2 separate regions of the Homo sapiens genome follow, and region 1 is linked to region 2. A link is an interaction called in ENCODE POLR2A ChIA-PET data of the cell type or tissue named here. Cell type or tissue: Panc1. All regions are shown on one strand. Links, peaks and the distances in the headings refer to the core of each region. The heading gives the core; the rest is flanking DNA. Region 1 overlaps BCAS3 (BCAS3 microtubule associated cell migration factor). Region 2 overlaps BCAS3 (BCAS3 microtubule associated cell migration factor).

The links. ChIA-PET counts read pairs that join two places held together with the same protein. Peaks named below come from ENCODE experiments on the same cell type or tissue, not always from the same donor. Only the 100,000 strongest peaks of a DNase experiment are listed, where the experiment ranks them.
Region 1: POLR2A ChIA-PET joins it to region 2 with 7 read pairs; 1 of 35 experiments calls an interaction of 5 or more read pairs at or near these places.

The regions. Positions count from the first base shown.
Region 1 is chr17:61,282,596-61,286,997 of GRCh38, reverse strand. The region is part of intron 22 of BCAS3 (BCAS3 microtubule associated cell migration factor); the gene reads right to left. Among named protein-coding and RNA genes, the nearest start is that of TBX2-AS1, 110 kb to the left of the region's middle. RefSeq lists an enhancer at 2,918-3,418. In Panc1, for the core only: no CTCF peak of the experiment used is centred there; no DNase peak of the experiment used is centred there; H3K27ac peaks cover 1,066 bases.
Region 2 is chr17:61,174,331-61,178,732 of GRCh38, reverse strand. The region is part of intron 22 of BCAS3 (BCAS3 microtubule associated cell migration factor); the gene reads right to left. Among named protein-coding and RNA genes, the nearest start is that of BCAS3-AS1, 41 kb to the right of the region's middle. In Panc1, for the core only: no CTCF peak of the experiment used is centred there; no DNase peak of the experiment used is centred there; H3K27ac peaks cover 953 bases.

The DNA.
Region 1 (4,402 bases), core at 236-4,235, 110 kb before region 2:
GGATTACAGGCGCGAGCCACCACGCCTGGCCTCCATAGAGCTCTTTAGGTGTAAAGACCATGGCATCTTTCTAGTTGCATCTCTGGTGTCTGGCTCAGTAGGTGGCCCATAAAGTTTCAGTGAATGAATAAATGAATGAATGCAGTATAAAGGTCCTAGAAAGCATTCTCTGTCTTTCCTCACCCTGGCCAGGATCTCTGTAGTGTAATTTGCCTCAATATGCTAACTTCTCACTCTGGTAAGCCCGTGGCAGAGTTTAGAGACCAAACATATTTACAGTCCAACCTACTCTGAAGGTGACATGCTCCTCTGGCTGCCCTGGGAGCTGCCTTCACAACGGTGTAAAGCGAGTATTTAACTTAGCCCTGCTAACAGCGTGCCCACAGATCCTGGCACACTGTTAGCACTCTCTGCTGGTGTGAAAATCCCTATTCTGACATGTTACTTTTTGGTCGTGCACCAAGCAGCAGCATGCTAACGTGAGAAAATCTGGAGAAACCCTTCTAGGTCCAGTTATCGATGGCCTCCAGGGTCATAAACACCACGTCGGATTTCTATCCTGCTGGCCATTTACCAGCCTCCCAATAACCAGAGGCCTCTCCACACGCCAGACTTCACCAGCACAGGAGTGGGCGCAGACATCAGTATAAACCCAGCAACCTCTGCTTCATCTGCTCACGATAACTTTCAAATGCAGATTCAGAGAACTCAGAAGCAAGAGGAAATGTCTCATATTCGGCAGCGCCCCACCCCCGCAGACCCTCCGCACCCCGCCCTGCAGGCTCCCCAAGGGATGGTTGCAAAGATCTACCCTTTGAAAGCTGCAAAGAAATCCCAGAGGAAGATGTGTGCAGAGTTTAAGCTACTTTGTAGCAGTCTGTTGACTCACACTCACACACTGGGAACTCTCTGGAAAAAACTTCCCACCAGTTGTTTCCTTTATGAAATGTTTCTGGTCCATGAGTAAAAAGGTGTCATGATATTGACAGTCAAAGCCTGGGGCTGGTTTTAGGTCTGAGGTTTCACAAGACAAACTGCAATATTCATGTATTCACGTAACTTGAGTGTGTGTGTAAGCTAAGTCTTGAAACTAAAAAAAAATTGGTAGAGCTTTAGAATTTAGAGGACTAAAGCTGATTCGCCTAAAGTAGGGACTGGAGATGGGAGGGAAGACATGAGAAACTCGAGGCTCAGCTGCAGGCTCCTTTACCTTTGGGAAACTGCAGATCCGCAGCTCCTAGCTCCTAGTCTCTTGTCTCCTGGATAAACAAGCCTTATCGGCCACCCACAGTACTTCAGTTAGTAAAAGGGCTTAGGAATGTAAATCACACTGGAGTGAAGTGTGATTCTAATTTGCACTTAATCAAAGCCAATTAGAAGTACATTATTTACACAAAGTCCATGCATCTCAATTATGCCTAGCACAGCTCAAGACAGTTTTGAGCCCAGACCTTAATTCTGCTTAATTAGAGGAGTAAACATTTTCACTGCGTCAATCCTCTAGTCTAGTCTAGTCTAGATCCTATGGATAAACCAAACCAAGCATGTAGAGCTTTTCACTTTAGGGCCAGGTAAAGTGTAACTGACACCTGTTGAAAATCTGCAGAAAACAAAGTATTCAGACCTGGAAGTTATGTTGGAGAAGCAGCACTCAGTTCTTTTATATACATTTATTAGCAGGGACTCTGCCGTGCACTGTTGTATTTGTTTCCCCTTCCTTTGCTGCATTTTAGCAAGAAACACACACACACACACACACACACACAACCTAGGAGGAGGGGAAAAGCAAAACACCCCAATTTAGTTCTCAAGTGATACTTTTCATTTCTCTGGTTCCTGTGGTCCCTGGTCTGCCCAGGTGGAAGCAGTTTCAGGATAGCTGGTTTGAATCACTAGGGGACAGAAGAGACCCCGAGGTTAGCATCAGTCAGTAGGCATGGTCCCAACAGAGACCAAGGACAGGAATTTAGGGCAGCAAAGCTTTCAGAAGCCTACAGACAGGAGAACCAGGAGAGAACCTTGATGACACTTGCTTGAAAACTTCACTTATACATTCATTCAACAACAGGCACTAGCTAGGTGCTGGGGAAGCTTCTGCTGTCCCTTCTGAGGTGGCATCAGGTCACTGTGCTATGCCCTGCCATGCCTGGGCAAATCTCCTCACTTACTGTTGAGTGGAGGCTTTCCTAAGCAGAGACCCTGAGAGCTCTTCTGAGGATTCCTTCTCTACCTTTGCAACAACTGGCATGGCCTTAAGGGAACAAATAAATGCCCACATAGGCTGAAAAGCTAGTTAGAATGAAGCCTAAACAGCAGGAGGGAAAAAAAAAAAGAGTAGAGGAAAAAAAAAAACGCAGTTGTGGGCTGCACTGCTAATTGCAAAGAGCCCAGAAGCAGCATCGGAGGTGAACAAGTCTTCAGATTGTGTCTGGAATTGGTTCCTTCCGGTGGGTTCTTGGGTCTGGCTGATTTCAAGAACCAGCCGCGGACCCTCGCGATGAGTGTTACAGTTCTTAAAGATGGTGTGTCTGGAGTTTGTTCCTTGAGATGTTCAGATGTGTCCAGTGTTTCTTCCTTCCGGTCGGTTCGTGGTCTCGCTGACTTCATTCTCAGGAATGAAGCCACAGACCTTCCTGGTGAGTGTTACAGCTCATAAAGCTAGTGTGGACCCAGAGTGAGCAGCAGCAAGATTTATTGTGAAGAGTGAAAGAACAAACCTTCCTGACATAGAAGGGAACCTGAGCAGGTTTGCGACTGCTGGTGTGGGTGGGGGAGGTGGCCAATTTTTATTCCCTTATTTGGCCCTGCCCACATCCTGCTGATTGGTCCATTTTACAGAGTGATGATTGGTCCATTTTTACAGAGTGCTGATTGGTGTGTTTACAAACCTTTAGCTAGACACAGAACGCTGATTGGTGCATTTACAATCCTTTAGCTAGACAGAAAAGTTCTCCAAGTCCCCACCCAACCCAGAAGCCCAGCCGGCTTCACCTCTCAAGATCGTAATACCAAAGATACAACTAAAGCTGCCCAGGTGAATCAGTTCAAGTTCTAACTGCTTAAAAATCAATTTACAACTGGGTGTGGTGGCCTGCTGTCTCAGCTACTTGGGGGGCTGAGGCAGGAGGACTGTTTGAGCCCAGGAGGTTGAGGCTGCAGTGAGCTATGACTGCGTCACTGCATTCCAACCTGGGTGACAGAGCAAAACCCTGTCTCTAAAATTTTTTTTTAAAAAATCAATTTACGGCCAAGTGCGGTGGCTCACGCCTGTAATCTCAGCAGTTTGGGAGGCTGAGGAAGGTGGATTACGAGGTCAGAAGATTGAGACCATCCTGGCTAACACATTGAAACCCTGTCTCGACTAAAAATACAAAAAATTAGCCAGGCATGGTGGCGGTCGCCTGTAGTCCCAGCTACTTGGGAGGCTGAGGCAGGAGAATGGCGTGAACCCAGGAGGCGGAGCTTGCAGTGAGCTGAGATGGCACCACTGCACTCTAGCCTGGGCGACAGAGCCAGACTCGTCTCAAAAAAAAAAAAAAAATCAATTTACTTTTGCAACCTCATTTTGGTACAAATCCCCTCTAAATTCACTTGGTCTTCCCTTCATCATCGCTGATGAACTAAATAGGAGAGTTAACTAAATATAATAGGGAGAATGAGCTAAACGTAACATAAAGTACTTAGCATAGAGTGGGTGCTTAATGTCTGGTGGATGAAGCTAACTAGTTTGAATGTGTTATAGTCCTCCAAACCAAGACTAGTTGAATTCATTGGTACTTTTCCAGTAAAAATGGTCACCTTTGTATTAAAACATAAATAAAACGGTAAAATCTCTGAAGGAACTAGGCAGCACCATTGAATGTCATGGCTGCCCAATCGTTTTCAATACAAAAAGGAGCAACGTGGAGCAAAAAAAACAACACAACTTTTAGTATTACAACATCACGACATCATAGTATTATTTAAATAAAAGATGCCATGGGCTGATTTATTTTTAAAGGGGGAAAATCACAGTGAAAAAAATTTATATATAAAAATATAAAATATGTATTATATATAATATACAAATATATTGAAAATATATATTTTTACTGTGATTTCTCCCCTTCACTAAAACTCATTTAATTACTTGCACATTTAAGCTCTGTGCATTTCCCTCTGTGAAAAAATTATCTGGATAAAAAATGTTTAAAATTCACATTTTGGGTAGATAAAGGGATGATGCAATGTGACCAACTCATTAAACCAAAATGGAAATTCTCTCAAAGTGAGGTATAGAGACTTCTGGAAGGGTCTGATTCATAATCCTCTGTGTTGATGGGCTTCCTTCTTTTTCAAACACCCCAGATACTCTGTTTTATTAACAACGACCAATACAAACATAACTTTCTATAACTTGGGC
Region 2 (4,402 bases), core at 138-4,137:
TTGATAAATTATATTCCTTTACCCTCACAACTTAAAAGTTATGTCAATTACCCAGCTGAACAAAAACAATTTTATATTATACATTTGTATTGTAACATTGTTAAATGAATTAGATAACAATGACTACTGGCTTCCCAATCATAATTTGAGACAGATAAATCTGTACTTTATTGATAGCAGAAGCAGATAGCCCTAATCACTAAACACCAGCACAATCTGGTTTCTGTAGGATAATGACCCATCTCTATATTCATAACAACAATCTCATTCATCATAATTCACATTAAAAAAAGAAGAATAACTCTAGTCAAGCTAATGGAAGAAACGTGTGAAAAGTGATTGGATGGGTAAAACTCTGTATGCAGCTGGAGAGTCCTAATTGATTATATTGTGCTGCAACTAAGCCTTCTGCTTGTACATCAGATCTTTATCTAACTACATTTCAATTGATTTTCACTGATAGTCTTCTTTTTTATGTCTAAGGTTTAAAGTACTAAACTAATAAAAGGATAAAAGACTTTGTAATACAGATTTCAAAATATAATGTCCAAGCAGGACGTCCATGGAATAAGAGGGCAGATTGAATGTATACAGCCCACCCAACCAGAACCTGTGAATTTTAATTTAAAATAAAGAAAGAGATTGGGATTAAAGTCTGTATTTGAAGAGTCTGAAGCAAAACACCAACTCAAACATTCAAAGATACAAGTGTCTAATTTTTTTATGATAGAATGTAGAGATGTAGGACAAAAGATTACCCATTTAGTAGCTATAGTATATAGTCTTATGTAATGTACATATTCAATGTTTAGTCCAAAATCAAAATGCCATGAATTTAGCTCTCTCATTAAATAATGATGGGTTTGGAAACAAGTCAGGTGCAACAGATAGACACTATGTAACTTCCACTTAAAAGACCTACTAAATTAATTGGTATACATAATCTCAAAATAGCACTGCTGAACAGAATATAGAATGAGGGTATAAACTTCCATCCTTGAGAATATATTTTGATAGTTTAATTGCATACACTAAGTTAGACATATCTAAAGTGCACCATTTACAAGTTTTAACATATGTATACACCCATGAAATCATCACCACAATCAAGATAATGAACATAGTGTAGTGATCACTGCCAAAGGTTAAATCATGCCCCTTTGTAATCCATCTCTCTTCCTGCCCCATTTGGATATCCAGGAAACCACTTCTTGCTTTCAGTTACCACAGATTAGTTAGCATCCTCTAGCACATTATAAAAATGAAGCCGTACAGTATGTATTCATTTGTTCTGGCTCCTTTTGCTTATTTGAGATCCACCCATATTATCGCATTTATCAAGAACTCATTCCTATTTATTGCTGAGTAGTATTCCATTTTATAGATAAATACCAATTCGTTTCTCCATTTACCTGTTAAGGGACATTGGGTTATTTCCATTTCTTGACTACTACAAGTGTATATAGCTGATACTAAACTTTCATGTACGGTTCTTATATGGACAAATGCCTTCATTTCTCTTGGTTAAATATTTAGGAATGGAATGGCTAGATCATATGATAAGTGCATGTTTAATGTTTTAAGAAACTAGCAAGGAGTTTTCCAAAACATTTGTACAATTTTCTATTTCCAAAAGCAATGTACAAGAGCTCCAGTTGCTCTATGTCCTTCCCCAAGACTAGGTATGATCAGCATTTTAAATTTTGGGATATCTAATAAGCAGGTAGTGGGATCTCATTTTTGTTTTAATTTGCAAATCTCTAAGGACTAACGGTATTAAACATTTTTGCATATGCTTCTTTGCCATCTATAGATCTTCTTTGGTGAAATCTGTTCAAATCATTTGCTCATTTTTAAAAATAAAAGATTGAGGCCAGAGTGCGGTGGCTCATGCCTATAATCCTGGCACTTTGGGAGGCTGAGGCAGGAGGATCACTGGAGCCCAGGAGTTCAAGACCTGCCTGGGCACTATACAGTGGGACCCTGTCTCTACAAAAAATTTCAAAAATTGTTGGGACATGTTGGCACATGACTGTAGTCCCAGCTACTTGGGAGGCTGAGGTGGGAGGATCACTTGAGCCTAGGAGGTGGAGGCTGCAGTGAACCATGATAGCACCAGTGCACTCCAGCCTGGGTGACACAGCAAGACCATCTCTCTAAATACATAAATAAATAAATAAATAAATAAATAAATAAATAAATAAATAGACATTACACAATTTTCAACCTGTCAGAAAAAACAAATCACTGACAATGGGGGGACAGGGCCTCAGCCTTTTGAGGGTTGGGTTCATTTTTTCTTTTACTATCAGGAAGTAAGAATAAAAATTATATCACTGAGTAAAATGAAAACAAAAATATAGGAAGAAAAAAATTTTCTGGGTAAATAGCTTTTCTGGTTTTATATCTATATATAAAGTCAGAAAAATGTATATATTAGCCATATATTAAATACATATATAATATATTAAATAACCATATACATCTTACCTTATAAATAAGGTTGACAGTTTAAAGGAAAATATTTTCTCTACATTTTAAATTTGTCCAAATTTTTTCTTTTTCTTTTTCTTTTTTTTTTTTTTTTTTTTTTTGAGATAGGGTCTTGCTCTGTCTCCCAGGCTGGAGTGCAGGGGCACAATCATGGCTCACTGCAGCCTTCCCCTCCTAGGCTTAAGCAATCCTCCCACCTCAGCCTCCGGAGTAGCTGGGACTACAAGGCACATACTGCCACACCCAGCTAATCTTCTGTTATTTTTTGTAGAGCTGGGATCTCACTCTGTTGCCCAGGCTGGATTCTAACTCCTAGACTCAAGCAACCCTTCTGCCTCAGTCTCCCAAAGTGCTAGAATTACAGGCGTGAGCCACCACACCTAGTCTCAAACTTACCTATTTTTTAATTCAGTTGTTAGCTTTCTTATTCTTGAGTTCTGAGCTTTTTATATTTATATATTCTGGATACAAGTCCTTTATCAGTTGGGTGAGCGGAAAATACTTTCTACCAATGTGTAGCTTCCGTTAATATTTTCTCCCAGTGAACCACAGTGTATTGTTGGTGGGAATGTGAATTAGCACAGCCATTATGGAAAACAGTATTGAGGTTTCCCCCAAAATTAAAAATAGAGCTATCATATAATCTAGCTGGGACAGCTTTGAAATGATTCCAAACATTCACATAATTTGCTGCATTGGTGACATATGTTTTGCTAAGATAAAAACATGGAGTATAATGCCCTTCCCCATGACAATGTTACATCACCCCTTATCAGACCACATATGTGAGTTACTGATCTCAACTACTGGACTCCAAAACACATGTAAACCCAAGAGCTTTTTTTTTTTTTCCCACTGTGTCACCCAGGCTGGAGCACAGTGACACAATCATAGCTCACTGCATCCTCAAACTCAAGTGATCCTCCTGCCTCAGTCTCCTGAGTAGCTGGGACTATGGCCATGCACCACCACACCCAGCTAATCTTTATATTTTTTACAGAGATGGGGTCTCACTAAGTTGCTCAGGTTGATCTCGAACTCCTGCCAACAAGTAATCTTCCTGCCTTGGCCTCCGAAAGTGCTGGGATTACAGGTGTGAACCACCCATGCCTGACCTAACCCCAGGACTTTGACAAGACACACTGAGACCTCAGGATGCAGCAGGACTACTCTTTGTCAGCCTTCAAGCTGTTCTCCAAAGTCTCACCTGCCAATACCTGCACCACTCACTAGTGTACAAGGACTTGTGTGGTCAAACCATCTCTCCTGAGAAGCTCCCATAGAAAAGTACATATCGAACTGTGATTAGACTTTACTTCCACTGAGGCCTGATTCTATCTTAATTGAGCTACCAGAATTCATCAATTGGACTCTAAATAAAATGGAACTCACTGTGTCTATCGAGTGTATTCCCTACAAGATTTTTTCTCATTTTCTCCCCGTTTGAGCATTGTAGGGAAGCAGGGAAGAGAATCTCTTTGTATGGTAATACACCGTGCGATTATTGAAATCATACTTTGGCCATTTCCTTATTTTAACCATACAAACCATGAGCAATCCTGAAACTGGGTATATACAGAAAGGAAAGGAAATTAGTGTGTTGAAGAGATATCTGTGCTCTCATGTTCATTACAGAACTAGTCACAGCAGCCAAGTTATGGAATCAACCAAAATGTCCATCAACAGATAAATGAAAATGTGGTACATATGCACAATGGAATACTATTCAGCCTTAAAAAAGAAGGAAATCCTGTCATTTGTGACAACATGGATGAGCTTGGAGGACATTATGCTAAGTGAAATGAACCAGGCATGTAAGGACAAATGACCTATGATCTCAATTATGTGCAGATTTGATAAACAATCAAGTTCACAGAAGCAGAGAATAGTAGAACGGTGGTTATCAGCA